Regions from separate parts of the Homo sapiens genome. Here all the other regions are linked to region 4. The links are chromatin loops, found by intact Hi-C in ENCODE. Cell type or tissue: heart right ventricle. All regions are shown on one strand. Region 1 overlaps TAF4B (TATA-box binding protein associated factor 4b). Region 2 overlaps TAF4B (TATA-box binding protein associated factor 4b). Region 3 has its middle 17 kb from the start of LINC01543. Region 4 has its middle 54 kb from the start of PCAT18. Region 5 has its middle 17 kb from the start of KCTD1. Region 6 overlaps TAF4B (TATA-box binding protein associated factor 4b).

Evidence for each region. Hi-C counts contacts between places; a loop is a spot of excess contacts. Peaks named below come from ENCODE experiments on the same cell type or tissue, not always from the same donor. Only the 100,000 strongest peaks of a DNase experiment are listed, where the experiment ranks them.
Region 1: it touches region 4 in a loop (5-fold over the local background); 7 of 110 quality-filtered maps call a loop at or near these places.
Region 2: it touches region 4 in a loop (6-fold over the local background); 70 of 110 quality-filtered maps call a loop at or near these places.
Region 3: a loop joins it to region 4, with 2.7 times the contacts of the local background. A loop is called at or near these places in 37 of 110 quality-filtered maps.
Region 5: it touches region 4 in a loop (2.8-fold over the local background); 11 of 110 quality-filtered maps call a loop at or near these places.
Region 6: it touches region 4 in a loop (2.9-fold over the local background); 31 of 110 quality-filtered maps call a loop at or near these places.

What each region holds. Positions count from the first base shown.
Region 1 is chr18:26,233,306-26,237,305 of GRCh38, reverse strand. The region is part of intron 1 of TAF4B (TATA-box binding protein associated factor 4b); the gene reads right to left. Among named protein-coding and RNA genes, the nearest start is that of TAF4B, 8.9 kb to the right of the region's middle. In heart right ventricle, no CTCF peak of the experiment used is centred here; no DNase peak of the experiment used is centred here.
Region 2 is chr18:26,382,109-26,386,108 of GRCh38, reverse strand. All of the region lies in intron 14 of TAF4B (TATA-box binding protein associated factor 4b), which reads right to left. Among named protein-coding and RNA genes, the nearest start is that of LINC01543, 39 kb to the left of the region's middle. In heart right ventricle, a CTCF peak has its summit at 2,231 (motif pointing left); no DNase peak of the experiment used is centred here; H3K27ac peaks cover 221 bases.
Region 3 is chr18:26,404,022-26,408,021 of GRCh38, reverse strand. No RefSeq gene overlaps it. Among named protein-coding and RNA genes, the nearest start is that of LINC01543, 17 kb to the left of the region's middle. In heart right ventricle, a CTCF peak has its summit at 2,446 (motif pointing left); a DNase peak (open chromatin) is centred at 2,406.
Region 4 is chr18:26,647,632-26,651,631 of GRCh38, reverse strand. It overlaps a transcript of KCTD1 not described here. Among named protein-coding and RNA genes, the nearest start is that of PCAT18, 54 kb to the left of the region's middle. RefSeq lists an enhancer at 117-618. In heart right ventricle, a CTCF peak has its summit at 1,725 (motif pointing right); a DNase peak (open chromatin) is centred at 1,731; H3K4me3 peaks cover 607 bases; H3K27ac peaks cover 1,041 bases.
Region 5 is chr18:26,563,259-26,567,258 of GRCh38, reverse strand. It overlaps a transcript of KCTD1 not described here. Among named protein-coding and RNA genes, the nearest start is that of KCTD1, 17 kb to the right of the region's middle. In heart right ventricle, no CTCF peak of the experiment used is centred here; no DNase peak of the experiment used is centred here.
Region 6 is chr18:26,305,637-26,309,636 of GRCh38, reverse strand. All of the region lies in intron 9 of TAF4B (TATA-box binding protein associated factor 4b), which reads right to left. Among named protein-coding and RNA genes, the nearest start is that of TAF4B, 81 kb to the right of the region's middle. In heart right ventricle, a CTCF peak has its summit at 2,269 (motif pointing left); no DNase peak of the experiment used is centred here.

The DNA of each region.
Region 1 (4,000 bases), 410 kb after region 4:
TTGGAGAGATGTCTTGCTATTGTTAGATCAAACCCTGGCCTTTAATGAGAAGAATGTGGCTTTAGCTGCAGCCCAAGAGTTCGAAGATACCTGGTCTCTTAGTCAAGTAAATGACAGAATAACAGCCAAAGAAAGGGATAAATTCACTACCAGTCAGCAAGCCATCCCTAGTACGGATCCCCACTGGGACCCAGACTCAGATCATGGGGACTGGAGTCACAAACATCTGTTGACCTGTGTTCTAGAAGGACTAAGGAGAATTAGGAAAAAGCCCATGAATTATTCAATGATGTCCACCATAACTCAGGGAAAGGAAGAAAATCTTACTGCCTTGCTCCAGCGGCTACGGGAGGCCTTAAGAAAATATACTCCCCTGTCACCCGACACCCTTGAGGGTTAATTGATCCTCAAAGATAAGTTTATTATGCAATCAGCTGCAGATATCAGGAGAAAGCTCTAAAAGTGAGCCCTGGGCCCTGAACAAAATCTGGAGGCATTATTAAACCTGGCAACCTCAGTGTTCTATAATAGGGACCGAGAGGAACAGGACGAAAAGGAAAAGCAAGGTAAGAGAAAGGCCGCAGCCTTAGTCATGGCCCTCAGACAAACAAACCTTGATGGTTCAGAGAGGACAGAAAATGGAGCAGGGCAATAACCCGGTAGGGCTTGTTATTAGTGTGGTTTGCAAGGACACTTTAAAAAAGACTGTCCAGTGAGAAACAAGCGCCCCCTCACCCATGTCCACTATGCCAGGGCAATCCCTGGAAGGCACCCTGCCCTAGAAAACAAAGGTTCTCTGAGCCAGAGGCCCCCGACCAGATGATCCAACAACAGGACTGAGGGTGCTCAGGGCAAGCACCAGCTCATGTCATCATCCTCACTGAGCCCCAGGTAAGTTTAACCATTGAGGGCCAGGAAATTGACTTCCTCCTGGTCACCAGCGCGGCCTTCTCAGTGTTAATCTCCTGCCCCAGACAGCCGTCCTCAAGGTCCATTACCATCCTAAGAATCCTGGGACAGCCTGTAACCAGGTATTTCTCCCACCTTCTCAGTTGTAATTGGGAGACTTTGCTCTTTTCACGTGCCTTTCTTGTTATGCCTGAAAGTCCTACACCCTTATGAGGGAGGGAGATATTAGCCAAAGCTGGAGTTATTATTTGCATGAATAACAAGTTACCCATTTGTTGTCCCCTAGTTGAGGAGGGAATCAACCCTGAAGTCTGGGCATTGGAAGGACTAAAAATGCCCACTCAGTCCAAATCAGGCTAAAAGACCCCACCACTTTTCCTTATCAAAGGCAATATCCCTTAAGGCCTGAAGCTCTTAAAGGATTACAGGATATTGTTAGACATTTAAAAGCTCAAGGCTTAGTAAGAAAATGCAGCAGTCCCTGCAACACCCCAATTCTAGGAGTACAAAAACCAAACAGTCAGTGGAGACTGGTGCAAGATCTTAGACTCATCAATGAGGCAGTAATTCCTCTATATCCAGTTGTACCCAACCCCTATACCCTGCTCTCTCAAATACCAGAAGAAGCAGAATGGTTCACTGCTCTGGACCTCAAGGATGCCTTCTTCTGCACTCCCCTGCACTCTGACTCTCAGTTTCTCTTTGCCTTTGAGGATCCCACAGACCACACATCCCACATCGACAGTCTTGCCTCAAGGGTTTAGGGATAGCCCTCATCTGTTTGATCAGCCACTGGCCCAAGATCTAGGCCACTTCTCAAGTCCAGGCACTCTGGTCCTTCAGTATGTGGATGATTTACTTTTGGATACCAGTTTGGAAGCCTCATGCCAGCAGGCTACTCTAGATCTCTTGAACTTTCTAGCTAATCAAGGGTACAAGGCGTCTAAATTGAAGGCCCAGCTCTGCCTATAACAAGTCAAATATCTACGCCTAATCTTAGCCAGAGGAACCAGGGCCCTCAGCAAGGAACAAATACAACCTATACTGGCTTATCCTTGCCCTATGACATTAAAACAGTTGCGGGGGTTCCTTGGGATCACCAGCTTTTGCCAACTATGGATCTCTGGCTACAGCAAGATGGCCAGGCCACTCTATATGCTAATCAAGGAGACCCAGAGGGCAAATACTGTATCTAGTAGAATGGGAACCAGAGGCAAAAACAACCTTCAAAACCTTAAAGCAGGCCCTAGTACAAGCTCCAGCCTTAAGCCTTCCCACAGGACAAAACTTCTCTTTATACGCCACAGAGAGTGGGAATAGCTCTTGGAGCACTTACTCTAACTCATGGGACAACCCCATAACCAGTGGCATACCTAAGTAAGGAAATTGATGTAGTAGTAAAAGACTGGCCTCACTGTTTACGGGTAGTTGCAGCGGTGGCCATCTTAGTATCAGAGGGTATCAAAATAACACAAGGAAAGGATCTCACTGTCTGGACTACTCATGATGTAAATGGCACACTACGTGCCAAAGGAAGTTTATGGCTATCAGACAACTGCCTGCTTAGATACCAGGCGCTACTCCTTAAGGGACCGGTGCTTCAAATATGTACTTGTGCAGCCCTCAACCCTGCTACTTTTCTCCTAGAGGATGGAGAACCAATCGAGCATGACTGCCAACAAATTGTGACCCAGACTTACGCCACCCAAGAGGATCTCTTAGAAGTCCCCTTAGCTAATCCTGACCTTAACCTATATATCGATGAAAGTCCATTTGTGGAGAATGGGATACAAAGGGCAGGTTATGCCATAGTTAGTGATGTAACAGTACTTGAAAGTAAGCCTCTTCCCCCAGGGACCAGCACCCAGTTAGCAGAACTAGTGGCACTTACCCGAGCCTTAGAACTGGGAAAGGAAAAAAGAATAAATGTGTATACAGATAGCAAGTATGTTTATCTAATCCTACATGCCCATGCTGCAATACGGAAAGAAAGGGAGTTCCCAACCTCTGGGAGAACCCCCATTAAATACCTCAAGGAAATCATGAAGTTATTGCACACAGTGCAAAAACCCAAGGAGGTGGCAGTCTTACACTGCCAAAGCCATCAAAAAGGTGAAGGAGAAAAGGCAGAAGGAAACCGTCAGGCAGACGCTGAGGCCAAAATTGCTGCCAGGCAGAATCTCCCATTAGGAATACCTATGGAGGAACCCTTGGTATGGAACAACCCTCTCCAAGAGATTAACCCCCAGTATTCCCTGACTGAAACAGAATGGGGACTTTCACGGGGGCATATTTTTCTCCCCTCGGGGTGGTTAACAACAGAAGAGGGAAAGGTACTCATACCCAAAGTCAGTCAGTGGAAAATACTTAAGACCCTCCACCAAACTTTTCATATAGGTATTGAGAACATTCATCAAATGGCCATATCCCTATTTACAGGGCCAAATCTCCTCCACACCATCCAGCAAGTAGTCAAAACCTGTGAAGTGTGCCAAAGGAATAATCCCTTGGTCCATCGTAAGGCCCCTCTGGGGGAACAAAGAATAGGGCACTATCACGGAGAGGACTGGCAGTTAGACTTCACCCATATGCCTAAGTCAAGGGGATTTCAATACTTGTTGGTCTGTGTTCATACCTTTATAAATTGGATAGAAGCCTTCCCCTGCAAGACAGAGAGGGCTGAGGAAGTGGTTTAAGTCCTAATTCATGAAATAATTCACGAGCAATGAAAAGCCCATACACAGCCCTGTAACCATGAAACCGTCTTAACTTCCCAAGCCCCTTTATGCATGCAGCGCAACCTGTTATCAGGCCTGCCCCTGGGGCACCTACTATCCCATCAGCATAATTACACCCTACAACTTCAAGCCCCAACTGATCATAGTAACTTCTGAGTCACCCAAACAGCTCCATTCAGATGGCCTGTCTGCTTCACAGGGCCTCCAAAAATCATCACTTCCTCCCTGCTTAACAAACAGTCCGGGTTTTGTCATGGCAAACATACTCCCTGCATGACCATTCACCTCTGGACCCCCTGCAGCAGCGCCCCCACCGCTAGTGAATGCCTTCTCCTCCCTTCTTTCAATTACTT
Region 2 (4,000 bases), 270 kb after region 4:
CAGAAATGTCTTTCATAATTCACAACTTTATGAAGGTGATAGCATTCTCTTCCCCCAAATAGCAGCTAACTTAGAAAGTCAATCTTTCTTGAATCTGAATACAAAATATATAGCATTTTTATTCCTGAGCTTTGATTTGGCAAAGTCCACAACTGTAACTTGTCAATCACAATGACCTGGCCAGAATAACCAGCTACTCTCAGTTATCCACAGTCAAGGGGGTAGAGAGTGCACAGGTAACTTACAGCCATAAAAACCAAACCTGCTTTTTCACCATCAGTTTTAATTTTCCTCTGCCTCACCAAGTCCTTTCCCCAGAGTTGACTAGGACTGATTTCTGGTCACATTAGAAATCACAAAGAATACTAATGTGGTTAAGGGCCCAGAGTTTGCAAGAAGAAGAAGAAGAAGAAGAAAAAAAAAAAAAAACGCTGTTTATTCTTCTCACTGTTAGTGTACTGTTCACTTCGGAAATAGAAGGTTTTCCCATGTAACTTTCTACATGAGGATATTCCTTAATCTGGATTCTTCACCTGGATGAAAATGAAAGATGAAACGACCAATTCATTTCCCAGGTGCACAAAAGATGTCCTAGGAAGCCTACTCAAACCTAAATGTTAACATCTTCTAAAATTGCCAGATCAATTATGTTAGCCTTCATAATTGTTACTCATTAATGTTACCCAGCCCACTAACAACTTATCTCACCTAATTTGTTTTGTTATACCACTGAACTAAGTTTCTTGTTTTTATAATGAAACTTCTGAGGAACTCTATTGCTCTAACAAGAAAAAATGGAAAATCATCAGTTATCAATTTTAGATAAATAACACCATTTTAATAATGATACTAAATAACCAAAAATAACTAGTAATCCAATTTTTATCCCTCAACTTAATACAGCAGTGTTGTGAAATAAAACCTTTAAAGATTTTTCTACTTCTTTTTCCACATTTCCTTAAATTGGATGACTGCTCTAAGTCAGAAGCAGAAAGGACATCTTTATGAACCCAGTGGCTTCGGGAATCCTGTTGGGGTTTGCAGTGACTCCATACGGGCCTCTCCTCCCAAGAGCCACCATCCACGGTAATGTAGCTTCATGCTAGTCTACGTTCTGATTCCATTCAAAATTCTCTGGGTTACTGGGTACCTACTATGGGCAAGAACTGTGCTAGGCGGCATAAGATATACAGAACTGAATGGTGGCAAACACTCGTTGTCTCCTCCATAGGCAATCTCAAATTACTTAATTTCTCTGTGCCTCAGTTTCCGAATCTGCAAAATAGGGATAGTAACACTAATTATCTCAAATGGCTGGTTTGAAGATTAAATGACAATGGCATACGCTCTCTAAATGTTGGCCCTATTCTCATAATGAATTCCCTAGTCAGTAGGAAGGCACTGAAGGTTTACAAACAGGAAACAGTGTAATTCTAGCTCCAGACCTTTTTTCCCATCCCGTAGTTAAAACTAGTTAAACTTTTCCTACCTAGGTCCTATTATCTCAAGTCTTCACTAAATCACTGGTTACTGAACTCAAGAGAAATCATTTGTGCTGCCATACTTACCTTGTCCCTCTCAGTGAAATTTCTGAATTTTAAGGGAGCCTTGAATGCCTAAAGCTCCAAAGTAGACTGATGGCCATTTCAGACATGTGACGGGTGGACAGTAAGTTTTTCTTACACCCCTCAAATTAAATAGTGGAGGAGCCTGCTGCTGTACAGAATCAACTAAGCTTTTCAATATTGTCTCTAGAAACTAAAAGTCAATCTCTTTCATTCAATTCCCTGAATCCTACGACTAATAAAAGCAAAATTTGTGTCCCTGAATCTGAACAGTTAACCAAACACAAAAACTGAGAATTTCTTAATAGAGGAATCAAGAGGCAAAGATTCATGACATTCTCAGATTCTACCTGATTTACACTAAGTCCCAACCTCATGCCACCATGGCAGCTCTTAAGGGATAGCTCAAGTCTTTTCAGCTTTAAGGAGGAAACAAGGTCCAAATGTGAGAAATAGGGAGTAGAATGAAGACTTGGCTCCAGAAAAAAGAAAAAAAACTGAACATCTTCTAAGTCTCAGAAGCAAAAATAAATAAATGTGCCCTGGATACCTGACCCAGTGTAACAAGAACACTGAAAATCTATATTCACAATACCCAAGCTTCTAGGCCTTAAAGGGGAACACAGGACAGAAAAATACTGAGCTTCAAAATTCACTGCCCTCTGCTGGTCAACAAGCAGAACTTCTGAAGCAACAGATCTCTCATCTTTATCACCTTCATTTTATTCCTTTCTAGTTATTTCAGAATACAGACAACACTGCATGTTAACTTCTGCCCCATTTCATCACTCCTAAATGTCTATGTTTCAATAGTACTTTACAGAAGAAAACACTGATGTGACACGGAATCACTGGCTTCAAGTTACAATTCTAGCTCTGTAATTATGAGAGCTATAGAGATAATATACTGCCTGTCATAGCTAATGATCACCCCCATCTTTATCTCCAACAGAACGCTCTCTCATTTTCCAGATGCCACTGTTCAATTTCTTAATGATTTCCAATTGAATGTATTATAAGTATCCCAAATTCTACATGTTTCAAACTATCATTCCTTCCCTTCCTCCTCTTCATTTCAAGGAATGCCTAAGCCAGAAAATTGGATGTCATCCTCAAATCTTTCTCTATAGTCCATCTGCCACTTATCTATTCTACCCCCTTAATAGTTTCTAAGCCATCTACTTTTACATTTTCACTTCCATTATCTTCTGCCTAGATTACTTCAACAGCCTTCTAAAAAACCTCCCTATTTCCAGTGTTAATATTGCTTACACTGCAGTGAGAAGGATCTTTCAAAAATAATCTGACAAAATTGTTTTCTTGCTTGAAATGCTCCAGTGGCTAAGATTTTCCTATAAGAACCAAGTCTAAACATCTAAGCATGACATATATGGCCATCCATGACCACACCAAAGTTTCTCTCCCTAGTCTCATCTCTCATTCCTTTCTTCTTGTCTCAAACTATTGATTATGAACAAAATATTTTTCCTTTTTGATACAGACAATTAATTGCACATAGCATTCTCTCTTCACTGAACTCCACTGATCCTATCCTTATTGCCACATCATCTAAGTTCTTTTGGATTCAGCTAGGATATCAAGTGTCCCCAGTGCCTACAAACACAAACTTACCCCAGGTCTAGCCTAGGTGCAACTCCTATGCACTTTAGTAGTACTTTTTATTTCCCTCTACCATCATACGTCTTCAGTGCAATGTAATTTTCTCTTTAACTTATCACTTACTAGAATAAAAAGATTTTGTACCTGTGAATACTTTACAGTGTTTGGCATTTAGGTGATATCATCTGTAGGAGAACCATGTGTTTGGAGTCACCCAATAACATCACTTATATGAATAAACAGTGAAAATAAACCACCCTATGAGCTTTGGACCTTCTAATTCAAGATCCTGCTGTCATTGTCAGCTTTAAGCCAAACCAATCTGGGGTGAAAGGTGGGGTATGTAAAGTCCTTTGATGGTTTATTCACAACTATTACCCAGCCCTCTAACATCTTACCTCACCTACTCATCCCCACCAAACTGCTACTAGATGGAATTTGTTCAAAAGACTATTTTCTGCCATTTTCTCCAAACATTAAGAAAGTGCTTCAGCCCACCAAGGAATTCGACACACAAGAACAGCAAAAAGCCAAATAAACAGTGAATTCTGAAAGGCAGTAAATTGATTATTTCCTATGGCCAAGCTGACAACCTCATGTCAAGACTTTCCTACTTACACTATGGTTATTTTCTTTAAACTTTTACTAAGACACTTGCAAAGACCTCTGAAAACTCACATAAACTATGTCCAGAGATCGGTTTTACCTATTATTTTCTTAAAATTTATTCAAAGGACTGCTAAACATTTTTCTTTAAGAATTAGCTTTGATTTTTCCTTGGAGAACTGTGAATATAAGTAAGAGCTATAATATAA
Region 3 (4,000 bases), 240 kb after region 4:
CCATTCGTCTTTTTTTTAAGTTTCTAATCAGCAAGAATCAGCAAAGCAGCCTTTATGGTGCAATAATTCTGCATGTCTTGTTATAAATATCCCCAGGCAAAGTTAGGGTTATTTCATATGACTATCAAAGTAACACGCCCGCTTCGGTTGCAACAAGGAATCTGTGAGGACTAGCGAGCAGGAAGCTTACCAGCTGCATTGTAAGAGGCCTTTCTTTTAATAAAATGGGCACATATTTACCTATAAAAGAGAATGACCAGCTGGGCACATTCAGAGCCCATGTGACATAAAGATACAGAGAGAGAAATCACATTATTTTTGGAATTAAAAAAAAAAAAAGAAAAATTCGCCCATCCACCCACTTCCCAGGAACAGCCCTCAGTTGTGGGTTTTGGCGACATTGATGTTTACAATAAACTCCCAGAGCTCAAAGGCTCCAGGTCCAGTACCAGAGGCCTTGGATCTAAAGAAGATGCTGTGGTCTGGTTTTCTTAAATGGAGAATGAAGAGCCTCCTCCCCTTCCTCTGAACAAACCTCTGATGAAAGTTTGAAATTGTTAAATCCACGATGAAACGATACTCCTATGGTTCTGTTTTATTTACTGCATTCGATCTTGGTTATTTAGACCCTGATGAGGTTCAGCAGGGACACGAGTGAGCTCACAGAGGGGCAGGACAGAGGCAACAAACCCCCGCACTCTGTTCTTTCCTGTGCAAACTTGCTGCTCGGCCTCTTAAGATTTCCAAACTGCAGGCTCCCTACCAGGGAGGACGGCACAACTTTTTTTTTTTTCCCTCAAACTTCCCCAAAGCTGCAAGTTTGTTCTGGCTAAGAGAGAAATGTCTGTGAGGGGTCCGATTTGGTAAGAAGCTTATTTGTTCACTTATGTTTTTAGTTCACTAAGCACTTCACTTGCCCTGGCCTCTGTGAGGACATTTGCATATTGAATCATCCCAATTTGCATATACAGCAGGCACCTTTCCTCTTCGGACAGATCAGTCCGCTGAGGCTGGACAGGGGAGTAACTGCCCAACAGCACATGCTGCCCAGTCACTGGGGCCTTGGGAGGCTGCCCGCGCCTGTCCCTAATCTCTCCCGTCAGAACCCTTCCTGCTCCCCTTCCTCAGGACTCTCCACTATCCAGGTGGGGGAGAAACACGTGCGCCCGTTAGCTGTGACATGGACCCCACCTGGAGGCGGCTCCTCAGGCTCTTGGTCTATGGATATGGCAGCTGTGGGTCCTCCAGTCAAATCACAGATCTAGATTTTGAGTAGGGAAATATGAGCCCTGGCTATAGGGCCACAGGGACCCTCCCTCTGCCCTTTTTACCTCAAACCCTCTGCCTCTATCTGGAGCCCCAAGTTTTATATCCCCCAGGCGCTAATTAAAGGCCTCCCTTGGAGACCTTCCTGGAGGGCATTTCAGGGCAGCTCCCCCACTCCCATCCCACGCTGAGGTGGAGAATGAATGTATTTATCCTCCTGATCTCCATGACCACGTTTCTGAGCTGTGAGAAGATGTGGCCTGACACGTGGCCTGTGCGCCAGGGCGGAAACAGGAGAGGTGGGGTGGGGAGAGGGCGCAGGCAGCTGCTCCTCTGCCGGGTTCTGCCCTGCATCCGCCCCCTGCGTGGTGTCCAGGGACCAGGTGAAACCCAGACCTCCTCTTCCAGCCTGGACCGTGACTGCCACACCGGCAGCTCTGTGCAGGCCTGGGGAGAGAGAACTAATTTCCTTCGCACCCGAAGTGCACACCCAGTGAAGGCATAACCTCCTCGGGGCTCAACCAGGCACCCATGGCTATACTTGGAAGGGATTTCTTCTCTCAAATCCCTTCGTATAACAGACAGACCAGCCTAGTAGATAACAAACTAGTTCTAGCAAAATGACTAGGGAGCCAGTTGCTGGTTAATGGGCCTTTAGTTGGTGCAGGGCTATAAAACTTGGGGCTCCAGTTAGAGGCAGAGGGTTGGAGGTAAAACAAGTCTATTTGTCTTGATTGCAGAGCCGGAGGCTTCATCCCCCCGGACAATAGGATAATGAAAGGGGAGACACCGATCTTCCTCGAGTTTCTAGCTTGAGAGACAACAGGGAATCCCTTTGGGGAGTGATGGCTGGGATACCAGACTTCTTCTATCAACCTGCGTGAGGAGAAGGGTCTCAGCAGGTGAGGAGATGCAGGGAGCTCTCTGGTCAGAACTGCATGTGAGTAAGAAGGGCTTTCAGGAGGCCCATTGACAGATGCCTAGAAAGCTTGGGGCAGGAAGCATTTGAAAATGCTTAACCCGGGTTAACACTGAAACAGCACAAGCAAACCTGCTGCCTGTGGCTTCCACAAGGCCAGCTTAAAGGGCCTCCTGTGCTCAGTTTCCACCTGATCCCTCTGGGGAAGCCCAGAGGAACATGCCTGTGACTCAAAGGGTGGCCTGTGCTGCCACCAACTGTCAGGAGGACACTGCCAGGCTCTGCCAAGCTGCTTGGGGTCCCGCTGACTTCCAGACTTTCCGCTCCAGAGGAGCTAAAACAAGATGATAAAATCCCTAATTATGGTCTCTGTAGGCACTTCTACCCTTAGGCCCATGCTAGCTGCCAGGCAGCTAAGAGGCTCCCTGGGTGCTGAGTGCCCAGGGAGGAGGCCCTGCTGGATAAGACCTCTGATCCAGCCTGGGCCCACAACCCCTCCATCTCCAAACCTCTCACCAGTCATGAGTTTTCCCCCAAGCGAGGCTGCAGTCAAGGGGCACTTGTTGCCTGTTACCAAAAACACAAATCCCAAAAGTGGGACCTCAGTGGATACGTGTGAGGCTGTCTATAGATAACCCAGAGCTGTCCCTGCCCTCACCCACCCCCACCAACCCTACCAAGGAGGAGGAAAGGATGGTATTGGGGTGGAGGAGACCCCAGAATGGGGAGCAGCAAGGATTCTCTTCAAATACTGATTTGGTGGCAAGGCAGTGACCCCTCACTGGCTGTTCCCTCGGTGGTGGTACCTGGCAGGTAGGTGGGGCCACCCCGAGATGCTTTATCATTAGATCTGCGACCTCTGAAAGACCAAATCAGATGGACGAAGGTGGTTGTGTACGTGCACGAATGGGGGGCCAAGTGGAAACTACATGAAAGCCAGGACCACCCATACTTACATTCGAATAGGCACTATCCTTCAGGAGCACCTGAGTCAAGGGAGTTTGAGATACATGTTCTGTGCAAAACCACCAGCGGGGTCTGACAAGACAGTCTAGTTAACTCCTGTACTCCTTAGCTTAGCTCACAAAAGCTGTCACTCTGCACTCTGAACCAGACATGCCCCAGCTTTAGTTAAGCAATTCTCCAAATAAGACATGGCATGACACCTTCAGCCTTTGCCTAGAAAACCTTCCTGCTTAGCCTAAGTCACTCCTATTTATTCTCCAGGTCTCATGTAAAAAACACCCCAGTCCCTGTCTCTTCCAGAGTAGGCCCTCCTCCTGCATGGCCCACAGGACCTGGCACATGCCGTCACAGCACCCAGCATGCCCCATGTCATTATTTAGTGATAGATGTGTCTCCCTGATTTGGCTCATCTCTGTGGACCCATCACAGTGCTGGGGGTACAATGGACATGTGACAAAATAAGGGTATCACTAACTGTAAGCTATTCGATAAACACTCTTTTCGAGAAGACAAGGAAACAGAAAGGCAGAATGTGAAAGAAATAGGAGTTGAGACAAACAACAAATCTCCCACAGCTCTCGGGCCATACACTACCTGCACCGTCACCTGCTGTGTGTGCCTCACAAAGGCATTCTGATGTGAATCAAAATGGAAATTCAGAATACGAAAGATGTGTGAAGCTGGGCATAGTGGTGCACACTTGCAGTCCCAGCTTCTTGGAAGGCTGAAGTTGGGGGGATCACTTGAGCCTAGGAGTTCAAGACCAGCCTGGGCAACATAGCCAGATCCTGCATCTTAAAAAAAAAAGTGTGAGAATTTGCTTAGAAATGTTAGAGACAGGACAGACTT
Region 4 (4,000 bases):
TTCTATTCTTAGTAGAGGTGGGGTTTCACCATTTTGGCCAAGCTGGTCTCGAACTCCTGACCTCAAGTGATCCGCCCACCTCGGCCTCCCAAAGTGCTGGGATTACAGGTGTGAGCCACCACACTCGGCCAACTTTACCTTCTAAATAGATCTCAGACTCTTCCATCAGTGTTCCCCCTACCCTAACCCTAGCTGTACCTCCTCTTGCCTGGAGGATTAGAAAGGTTATATCCGTTTCCTGAAGTCAAAGACTAGGCTAGTGGCAGAGCAGGGATTCTAACTCAGCTGGCTGACTACAAAACCCTGCCATTAGCCCCCATTAGCCGTTCTGCTTTCTCATCTACACCCATAGTCCTTTCTGTCCAGGACATACTATTTAAGCCCTTTTCAAGGGCACTTGGCAAAGGGCTTGCTTGTTCTGCCACCGGCTTCCATTCCTCCTGTTCTCTCTTCGCCCCCACCTCTGTATCTCCCTGCCACACCAGCACCCTGCTGTTATGCCAAGAGAGAAAGAAAAAAAACAAAAACAGTGTGAGATTGTTGTGAGAGATTGTTGTGATCAGAACATGTGAATTGGTCTCTATCTCTTGCTGAGCAAATCGTTTGCTCACAAGTACTCTGTCATGCTGACCAAAATAGGGATTTGTTTTCTATCCAATGGGAACTGACAACAATTCAGCCCTTGCTGCCGACACCAACGCTGCTATTAAGAAGAAGAGTTATGAACTGAAGAGAATGTTAACGAGATAGATTTCAAATGCTGGCTAGAGGAAGGGATATTCTTCCTGATAAATCTTTCCAAAGCATCTACTGCTATCATCACTGACTTGTTTTTGTAGCACTTTCACTTTGCTGGAAATTTGTAGCCAATGGAACAGAAAATGTGTGTAAAACAAAAGACCCAGACTTTCTATGTGAGGGGGAGAAAAAGCTACATTGGTCCATGGTACTGATCCTTCTCTATCCTACCCATCCATTCCCACCACCCCATATGCAAATCCCACTCCATCTCTGTCTGTGCTGTATTTTCTTGGTTAAATTACTGAATCTCTCTAAGCTTCAGTTTTCTGAACTACAAATGAGGTAATAATATGAGATCATTGTAAAGGAGATAATAATAGTCCTAGAGTTGTTCAGAGAATAAAATGAGATGTAACAGGATGTATATGCCTAGCACAAAATAAGCACTCAGAAAATATCCATATATTGTTAAGAGCAGGGACTGTGTTTATTCACCTTTGCTTTCTCAGTTCCTTAATACAGTGCCTGGCACACAGGATAAGTGCTCAATAAATAACTGTTGGATACATGAACACATAATTTCAGGGGACGCAAGAATAAAGCCAGATGTTGATTTCACTTCCCTGTAAGTACTTTTTGCCATTGACAAGAGGACCCAAGTTCTGCCAGATACCCTCACCTGCTGGTTATGGGCTTTTTCTAACCAATTAGATCAATCATTTGGGAACAGATCAAATTTGATCTGGGGAAGCATTGATGCTAAGTAGGACGTTGCCTCAAAGATGGTCCTGTTTTGCCTTTTGATTACTCATGTGGAGGTCGTCCTGTGCACAGTTGTCATGGGATTTCCAAAATCTGCAGACACTTACGCTATGAAATGATGCAAATGCACCACTAGGTTCTGAACCCCCACAATGGGAGTCACTGAATTTGCGTATTAACACTGAGAAGAAACACGGGACCCGGTCTGATACCCATTCCATCCAGCAGATGGCAGTGACACACATTGGCAAGTAAACTTGGAATCGCCTCTGGTCTTGCTGTTAGTTTCTCACCATTGCCTCTCTCTCCTGGAAAAGGAAAGCCCAGCCAGCTTTAAAAAGCTGCCTTTTCCCAGCACTTTGGGAGGCCGAGGCAGGTGGATCACGAGGTCAGGATATCGAGACCATCCTGGCCAACATGGTGAAACCCCATCTCTACGAAAATACAAAAAAATTAGCCGGGCGTGGTGGCGCGTGCCTGTAGTCCCAGCTACTCGGGAGGCTGGGGCAGAAGAATCGCTTGAACCCAGGAGGCGGAGGTTGCAGTGAGCTGAGATTGCGCCACTGTACTCCAGCCTGGGCGACAGAGCAAGACTCTGTCTCAAAAAAACACACAAAAAAACAAAAAAGCTGTCTTTGCTCCTTCACCGAAACAACCGAGGCTCAACGGGGACAGCTGGAAGGATCAGCACCTCCGAGCCGTCTGTTTCTTCCTGGGCTGTGGGGCAGGGAGGAGAAAGAAAGCAGACCTTGTTATCTGGTGCAATCCACTTACTGCCAGTTTCCCAGAGATATGGACCATAAGAGGCCTGCTTTCCTGTTTATTTAATCAAATCAACAGAAGAAAGTGCTGTTAACCTCCAGCGTCTACCATGCTCTGGGTTGAGAGCACTTGATGCCAAAAGTGATCAGGAATACTAGTAAAGATAATAACCCAGTCTTAGGCAGTCACGTGCTGCCAGGGAATGGAACAGTGTCTATGCTGCTGAAGACCCATGTGAAGTCCTCTCATGTGGGGTCGTGAAATGACTTGGTTCTTCTGGTTGCTTAGAAATAGAGACCCACTGTTAATTGTGTGACCCCAAAGCTTTGGTTTCATTATCTATACAATGTGGGTGAGGAAAACCACCTCAGAGGGTTGTTGTAAGTACTGAATATGTAACACCAATACAATGCCTCTAAGTGCCAGACTGTTTTTCAAGGGCTTTGCAAGATATTACTTGTGTAATCCTCATCCATCACCTAAGAGGGTGATATTACTGGCATCCCCATGTTTTAGATGAGGAGATGGAAGTGCGGAGAGATAAAGTAACTTGCCCAGGTTCACATATGGTGAGTGGCTGAGCCAGGAGTTGATCTGTGCATTCAAGCTTCCAGTCTTTGCTCTTAGTCTCCAGGTGCGGCTGCCTCTAATACTGATTAGTAATTACTAATACTAATAATTATTAAGCACCTTCCATATGCTAGGAACGTTACATATTTTAACTCCTCTCATATTTTCACGTTCACTATAAAGGTGGGAATGATTACCTTCCTCATCTTAACAAATGAGGAAAAAATATTTACTCTGTGCCCACTCAGTAGGAAACACAATAAAGTAATTCCAAAGAGGTGTAAATACTTCTGCTCCAATTTACTCTTGGATACAGGTAAACAAATTAATGAGGACTGCAATCTATTTAAATGCTACAGGGTGGGTCCCTCTGTAACTGACTTAGCGATAAGAGAAATCCGCAGTGAGAGTATATGGGGCTTATGCTCCCATTGTACATGACAAGGTATGTAAACATTTTTTAAATTGTCTTGCTCTTTAAAATTTTCATCAGGAGCCCTTGGATATTTATAGCCTCACAGCCATTTCCAGAAATGGTGAATGGCCTGCAGAGATTTGGTTTGGTCCCACTCCCATTTATAGCGCTGCTTTCTCCTCCTAAGAGTCACCATCATCATTTGATGAAGAGGTAAGAAGATCTAGGTGATTTAAAGCCTGGCACAGTGGCTCACACTTGTAATCCCATCACTTTGGGAGGCCGAGGTGGGTGGATCCCTTGAGGTTAGGAGTTTGAGACCAGCCTGGCCAACATGGTGAAACCCCGTCTCTACTAAAAATACAAAAAAAATTATACAGGCATGGTGGTGCACGCCTGTAATCCCAGCCACTACTTGGGAGACTGAGGCGGGAGAATCACTTGAACCTGGGAGGCAGAGGTTGCAGTGAGCCGAGATTATGCCACTGCACTCCAGCCTGTGCAACAGAGCAATGAGACTCTGTCTCCAAAAACAAAACAAAACAAAAAAAAAGATCTAGGTGATTTGTTAAACGGCTATCACCTATGAGGGCCAGCTCCTTTGTCCGTGAGTTCCAGGAACTCACAATGGTCAAAGAAATTCACCTGCAGTATGAACTACATTGGTCTCTCCCTTATCAGAAATGCCATTCCAAGTCTGGGATGGAAGGCAGGTTTTAGGATCTGGAGTCTAAGGACTTTGGACCCTAC
Region 5 (4,000 bases), 84 kb after region 4:
GAAATGCCTGGGGATTTCTTATCTGAAGGTAAGGATTAGCAGAAATCCTAAAAGATAGAGACCTTGGTGGTGTTTGGCTATAGCTCTTTAAAATGTAATTGATGGAAGAGTAGGCAACTAGTGTCAAGGGAAGACTGGGCAGTATCTGAACTCTACTGGCAAAGAGAGGGTTTGCAGGAGCCTCTCAGAGTTACTCCCTTTTCTTTCTTCCTTAGCTCCCAGAGAGCCACTTGCAGCCAAGAAAACCAACCCTCCCCTGCTCGTTTGTCTCAGGGAACAGCCTTTTGTGGCACTACCCTCAAGGCTGATGCCTCCACCACCCCAGGGACACTGGGGCACAAATCCCTGACTGGAAATGAACAGATACATAGATCATAATCCCTTCCCTGTTTGCCCCCACCCCCAACTTTTTTTTTTTTTTTTTTTTTAGATCTTGCCTCCAAAGTAGAGCTTGGGGACTGTTGTCTAATCCAAACCACCAGGGGAAATGCCAGTTGTGTGGGCTGTGACTTTGGGATGAGACCGCAGAGCCTGTAGAATCAAGTTGAACCTCAAAGTGCCAGCCTTGTGGATTTCGGCCCACAGGCTGCTCCAGCAGAATGTTCATGCAGATGCTCTTTGAACAAACTCCCTCCTCAAACTGCAAATTCAGCCTTCCCAAATGGATTTGTCAAGTTGGAAATCTCTTATATATACCCATCCTCACCCTTCGTAGGCAGAAGCAATTCTAGAGCTGTCTTCTCAGCGAATTGTTAACCAACTCAGAGCCTGGTGGTGTACCGGGAGTGGCAAGTTCTGTCAGTTTATTTCAGGACAGCCAGAAGGTGTTCGGTGGAACTGGTCCCGTGCCTCTGCAGTGCAGGTGTGGGCCTGGTGGGGTGGGAAGTGCAGCCAGGGAAAACACAGGGCAGAAGCCTGGGCAGAAACTGTCCTTATGGAATCTGACTTTCCTACTCCCTACCCAGGTCACAGATACAGTGCTAGGATCCTTGGACAGACCATGAAACCTGGAGAATTGGAATTTCAAGAAGAAAATGGTTTAAAATGCCATAATCTTGCATTGAATTAATTGAAGAGGAAACAATATTTGATTACAGCTATCTGATACCACTTCAAAATGGCAAGCCATTAGATTCAACTCAGTTCAACAAACTGGTCCCTACTGTGTGCTAGGGTCTGTGTTAGGCACTGAACATAATGCCTGGATACAATGAATCCCATAGGGTTCAGCTTCTACCAAGACAAGAAAGTTATCTTGGGGGGGGAAAAAAAAGTAAAAAGTACTTGTCAAAGAAACACATTTTTCCTAAACAAAACTTAACATCATAAATCTGGAGAGAAAAATATCCAGTAATAATATACTCTCTGAATGGAAAATTCCCACAATAATAACAAAAATAACAATGATCTGTATACTTAGTACAGCTCTATTTTTGCTTTTCATCTAATGATTTCAAAGAGTTTAGCAACCACTGCTGAGCTAATCCTTAGTACTAAACTTGACTCTTCCATCCTTCTTTGAAAAAAAAAAAAAAATTGGCACTAACTCCTCAACATCCCACAGGGAAGAAGTTCTGGAAACAAAGCATGGCTCACTCCCACACAAGCATCAAGCAGCAAATTAAAGACAGTCTAATTCATCCAGAAAAGTAAGTTGGGACCCAGAAGAATCAAATGAATGCCCACAAAATGAAAGTCATTTGAAAAAGAAAGACAAGTTTCTTTCTTGCAGGTGAAAAGGAAAAACTTTTCAATGTACCATTGGGCATTCTTGATGGGTTTATATCTCTCAGAGATGTAAGTTCCAGAGTATACTCTGGGAAGGCTTTCATTTTCAAAGACAGAATTTAAATCCTGTTTTAAAAACAGAAAGGGAGATAAAGATTTCATTTCCATAACATGGTATGTAAAGACAACTTGATTCAGCTGATGATCTCCAAGCTCTTTGATGAATCCCCTCAGAACCACATCCATGTAAAGGGAAAGGTTATGAATGAAAGAATTCAATTGTTTGCAAAAATAAAGGGAGACTCTGCCAGAGATAGAGATGATCTGGAACAGAACTGGTCCCTAATTACACAGTAATCTGACACCTTAGCACTCTCATCCTGCAGTCTTCACCTTCAAAGGATCTTCCCAATATTAATGAATTCTTCACCTCCTTTTCTCTCATCTTATCCATAATAGCTACTCTTTAAAGAAAAGTTGGTCAACTTTTTAGAAGACTTGACTAACATTATCATTTTAGCCTAGGATTTAGTCACAAGTATCTCTTTCCTTTTGATGCTTTGTGGTGTTTCCTTTTGCCTGGTTTTGAATACATATTGCAGGCTGTGTTTATGACCCTTTGATTTTTTTTTTTTTTTCTTGAGACAGAGTTTGGTTCTTGTTGCCCAGGCTGGAGTGCAATGGCACAGTCTCAGCTCACTAAAACCTCTGCCTCCCGGGTTCAAGCGATTCTCCTGCCTCGGCCTCCCGAATAGCTGGAATTACAGGCGTGCATCACCATGCCCGAATAATTTTGTATTTTTAGTGGAGACAGGGTTTCACCATGTCGATCAGGCTGGTCTTGAACTCCTGACCTCAGGTGATCCACTCACCTCAGCCTCCCAAAATGCTGGGATTACAGGCATGAGTCACTGTGCCTGGCCTGAAACTGTTATTACACACACACATACACACACGGCAGCCTTGCTGGGAAGATATTATAATAAAATAATATAGAAGTATTACCATAGGACAAAGATCAGAGATGGCTTTCTAAAAGCCTCAAAGACATGTGTGAGCTGGGTCCTAACAGATAACTAGGAAGGTGTCAAGTGTGTAAGAGGGAAAGGCATCCTAGGCAGAGGGGAGCTGTTTGGAGAAAGGCTGGTGACATGGATGGGAATTGATGGTCCAGGTATAAGGCACACTGAGGTGCAGCTAGAGCCCAGGCCTGGGGTATATATTGTGTTAATCAGAATTTGACTGGAAAAGTGACTTGCTCAAGCTTACACAGTCAGAAAGTAGCACTGCTTGATCTCAGTGAGGCTATCTGGCTCCAAGTCCATGCTCAGTCTGAGTTAGCATCCCAGTCCTTCTCCTTGTGCAAAAAATGAATGGATACACGGAGCTTACAGCCAAATGGGTGATACAGGCATGTAAATTCACAATTACAATACATGCAAGAAACATCTGTCAAATACCTTCTACGTGCCAGTAGCTATGCTAGGCAATGCGAATACAAAAAAAAAAAAGCCCCTCTCTTTGAATGAAGCCTAAGGAGTCTGGTTAAGAAGAAAAATAGCAGTTACAATACCTGTCCAAAGTGCTGGGGAACCAAAGGAGAAATCTGCCATACAGAGTGAGAGAAGGTGCCTCAGAGGACTTGAGCTAAGACTGGAAGACTCACAATTCAGTGGTTGGCACTACCAAGGCAAGATCATGATCATTGCTAACATGAATAAGCACTTAAGAGTATGCCAGGCACTCTTCTAAGCTCTTTATCCATATTAACTCATTTAGTCCTCACAACAATCCCCTATTCTACAAACAAAAAGGTGAAAGATTTTGCCCAAGATCACACAACACATAAGTGGCAGTGCCAGAATTTGAATCCAAGTTGTTTGGTGCCAGAGCCCATACACTCGCCACTATACTACATTCTCTTGCTTTCACAGAGAGGGAAGCCCAGGCCTGCTGAAGTCAGGGAATGTTTCCAAGAGGAGGTAACATGTGAAATCATTCCAAAAAGATCTCTGGGAGTTGAGTTGTTGAGCCAGGAGACGAAGAGTATGGCCAAGGGCATAAGAGTCAAGGTAGGATGAGAGACAAGTGTTTTCAAGGAAGAGCAATTACTTCCTGGTAGCTGGAGGGTGAGGCTGGTTTTGGAGAATGGTGGACCCCTGTAAAGGAGTAGGCAGGGAGTACGTTATAGTTTGGTTTGTTGGTTTTCAGGGAAGACAAACTTATACCAATAGTCTAAGTTAAAGGATACAAAGGACCAGGGATCAGAGAC
Region 6 (4,000 bases), 340 kb after region 4:
ATAAATAACATACTTTAACAAAAATTAACATATCAAAATTTAAAAATAGATCAAGAGTGGTACTGCCTTCTATTTTTACAAATCTTTTTAAAATCCACGGGTCCTCTTGCATTTTGAATGGGATCTGTTACTCAGACATGGTTTTGCAACATCATCCATTGGTAATATGGAAAATACTAGTTCACTGAGTCATACAGTTCTTCCAAATTTAGATTCTAATACATAATCCAAAATTACATGTATCTCCACCAACCAAATCAGAAAATATAACTATTGGAAAGCTGTCAAAGTCATGGTAATAGATATGTTTTGCAAAGTTTTCATTTTTGCTTGATAGCTCCAACTTTATCATTGGCAAAAAAAAAAAAAAAAAAAAAAAAAAAAAAAAAAATACTGTCAGGTTTTTTCCCTAAAGTGACAGACTCACTTCATTCATTTTCATGAAAATGTCTGTCAAATGCTGGTCTATATATACTTATAGTTCCTAAATTTATAATGAACATCAGAAATATGTTCATTATAAGGATTTTTAAAATACAAGTTCCTGCCATACCCAATCCCCAGAGATTTTATTCTAGATTAGATCAGCTCCAGGAACCAAAATTTTAACAAATTCCCTGGGTAACTCTGAGACTGCTGATCTATAGTATACTAGGAAATATTTAGTTATCAATTGTTTCCTGAAGTATGTACTAGCTCTTTCCTATATTCATGTTCTCAGTTCAATTATCAATTTCTTTTTTTTTTTTTTTTTTTTGAGACAGAGTCTCACTCTGTTGCCCAGGCTGCCAGGTTGGAGTGAAATGGCACAGTCTCGGCTCACTGCATCCTCCGCCTCCCAGGTTCCAGCGATTCCCCTGTCCCAGCCTCCCAAGTAGCTGGGACTACAGGCATGCACCACCACACCCAGCTAATTTTGTATTTTTAGTAGAGACAGGGTTTCACCATGTTGGCCAGGCTGATCTCGAACTCCAGACCTCAGATGATCCGCCCACCTCGGCCTCCCAAAGTGCTCGGATTACAGGTGTGAGCCACTACGCCTGGCCTAATTTAATTTCTTAACAAGAAATTTTTAGATTTTTCACACCACAGCATTATAACTGTCTCTTGGCTTTGACCATTCTTGAGAATGCTCATGACAAATAAATAAGATATGCCCTATCTCCTACCTATATAACTTCAACCTTCACTTCATGGTGTACCTACCTCTAACGTCCTCCTTCTCAGTTTATTCTGCACTAAAGTACACAGATAAATTTTCCTGAACATAACTTTACTATGACAACATATGACTAAAAACTCTGAAAGACTTCACAATATAATCTCCAAGTCTTCACTCATATAATTCACTTGGAATGTTCAACAACCTCATTTCTTTTTTCTCTCTCTCTTTTTTATTAAGACACCCAGGCTGGAGTGCAGCGGTGCAATCTCACCTTTCTGCAGCCTTCACTTCCGGAGCTCAGGTCATTCTCCCGCCTCAGCCTCCCAAGTAGCTAGGATTACAGGCGTGCGCCACCATGCCCAACTAATTTTGGGGGGTTTTTTGTTTTTGGCTTGAGTGCAATGGCTCCATCTCGGCTCACTGCAACCTCTGCCTCCCAGGTTCAAGCAATTCTCCCTGCCTCAGCCTCCCAAGTAGCTGGGACTACAGGCGCACCACCACACCCGGCTCATTTTTGTATTTTTAGTGGAGATGGAGTTTCGCCACGTTGGTCAGGCTGGTCTCGAACTCCTGACCTCAGGTGATCTTCCCAACTCAGCCTCCCAGAGTGCTGGGATTACAAGCGTGAGCATACACAAGGACAAACAGACTCGTAATACATAAAACAATGAATTATATATGATGAAAGTTAAATAAGTTAATATACACTAGACAATCTAATTCCTGCAGTATGGAAAAAATGGACATTAAAATTGATGGAGTAATACCATCTATGCAAACAGCACATAATCTGGTCCTATATTATTTTCCAAGAGTGTCTTTTTAAAGTAATAAAAATCACACTAAAACCCCTAGTTGTTAAAACACCTTCACTACCAGATATAGTATATAGATATTATCCATAAATATTTTATTATGTATCTCTAAAATATAAGGACTTTAAATAAATGATCACATAAAAATATTGATATTAATTCCTTATTATCATCACATCTTCAGTTGAAATACGGTTATGCAAACATGCAGAGGTACTATCCTGTTTGCCACTTCTGATTCTGAAGTATGATGGAAAGAACATGAATCTCTGGCACCCTCTGGTGTTTAAGCACAATACAGCTTCCCAAATTCACCCCAGCTATACTGACAAGCAGAATAGAAAACAGAATCTTCTTAGCAGAAAAAGTCACAAATGAATCCCCCCGAAAAGTGTAAGTTAACAAAATAGTTTTTAAAAACTATGAAAATATCATTCTATATTATTAAATGTCATACAGTTTGGTCAAGACAAGAGCTAATATTATTCGCTACTATTTCTTCTTATTTAACAAAAGAGCCAACATCGAGGGTCTATTATCAGTTTCATTTAAAAAGTAACTGAAGTAAGGCTGGGCACGGTGGCTCATGCCTGTAATTCCAGCACTTTGGGAGGCCGAGGCAGGTGGATCACGAGGTCAGGAGATCGAGACCATCTGACCATCCTGGCTAACACGGTGAAACTCCGTCACTACTAAAAAAATACAAAAAAAATTAGCCGGGTGTGGTGGCGGGTGCCTGTAGACCCAGCTACTCAGGAGGCTGAGGCAGGAGAATGGCGTGAACCCAGGAGGCAGAGCTTGCAGTGAGCCGAGATCGTGCACTGCACTCCAGCCTGGGAGACAGAGTGAGACTCCATCTTAAAAAATAAATAAATAAATAAATAAATAAATAACTGAAGTGATGTAAGTATCCAGGGAAGCAAAATTAAATTTAAAAAGACATCACTATGAAAAGATATGCATAAAGCCATGTGTGACTGTGAATTACTAGAAAGTACTGTACAAAAATGAAAAGTGCACCTTTGTACAAAAATATCTAAGAAATAGCTGAGATTATAAATACTCCTTTTCCAAAACTCACCATTTCAACAAATATTTGAATGCCTATTATGAAACAGGCATTGTTCTAAACACTCGGTATACATACAATGGTAAACAATCATTGTAAGCTTTCATAGACGATTAAGAAGAAGTGGGAAATACATGGAAGCAGGGGTAAACAAATAAATGAACAAAATAATTTTAGATAAGTACCTCAAGACAGCAGATATCACTGTGGAAGCTACTTTATGTTGGTTGGCCAAGCAAAATTTACCTCTCTAAGGAGGTAGATTTGATATATGAAAGACCATGTCATATGAAGACTGAGGGACAGCTTTCACTGCATACCACATCAAAAACTATACAGTGGGTTTTATCAAAATCTCACATAACCCATAAATATACGCCTATGTACCCCCCAAAATTAAACATTAAAAACATTAAAGAAAATAATAAATAAATAAAATTGTACATCAGGACCATGACTAGTGTGTCCGAAGAACAGAAAGGAGGCAAACATGGAGCACGGATCCCTAACACCACAGACCGTGATCCTTGCAATTCAGTTTTTCTGAATATGAGAGATAATTTGCTTATGCAATGGCTTTTCAGTTTTTCTGTTCCCTACAACCTTACCAAATTCTAACAAATATAACCATGGTTTCAGATGGGAATCTTCTATATCGTAAAAAGAAAATTCTTTAAGCCAATTCTCTGCCCCCACCACCCAAATTAACCTAATCACACAATTCTATACAAACTTCATGGAACTGCCATGCTGATTCTAAAATTCATGCACGAGAGAAAAATAACAAGTAAAATTAAGATACCTTCGATAAAAAGGAATATAGAAAAAGGACTTACTTTAACTATGGGCTAGATAAATAAATAAAGATGTTATAACAATCGAAAACACCAAAATAGTAATATCAAAACAAAACAAATATTTGGGAGGCCGAGGCAGGTGGATCACCTGAGG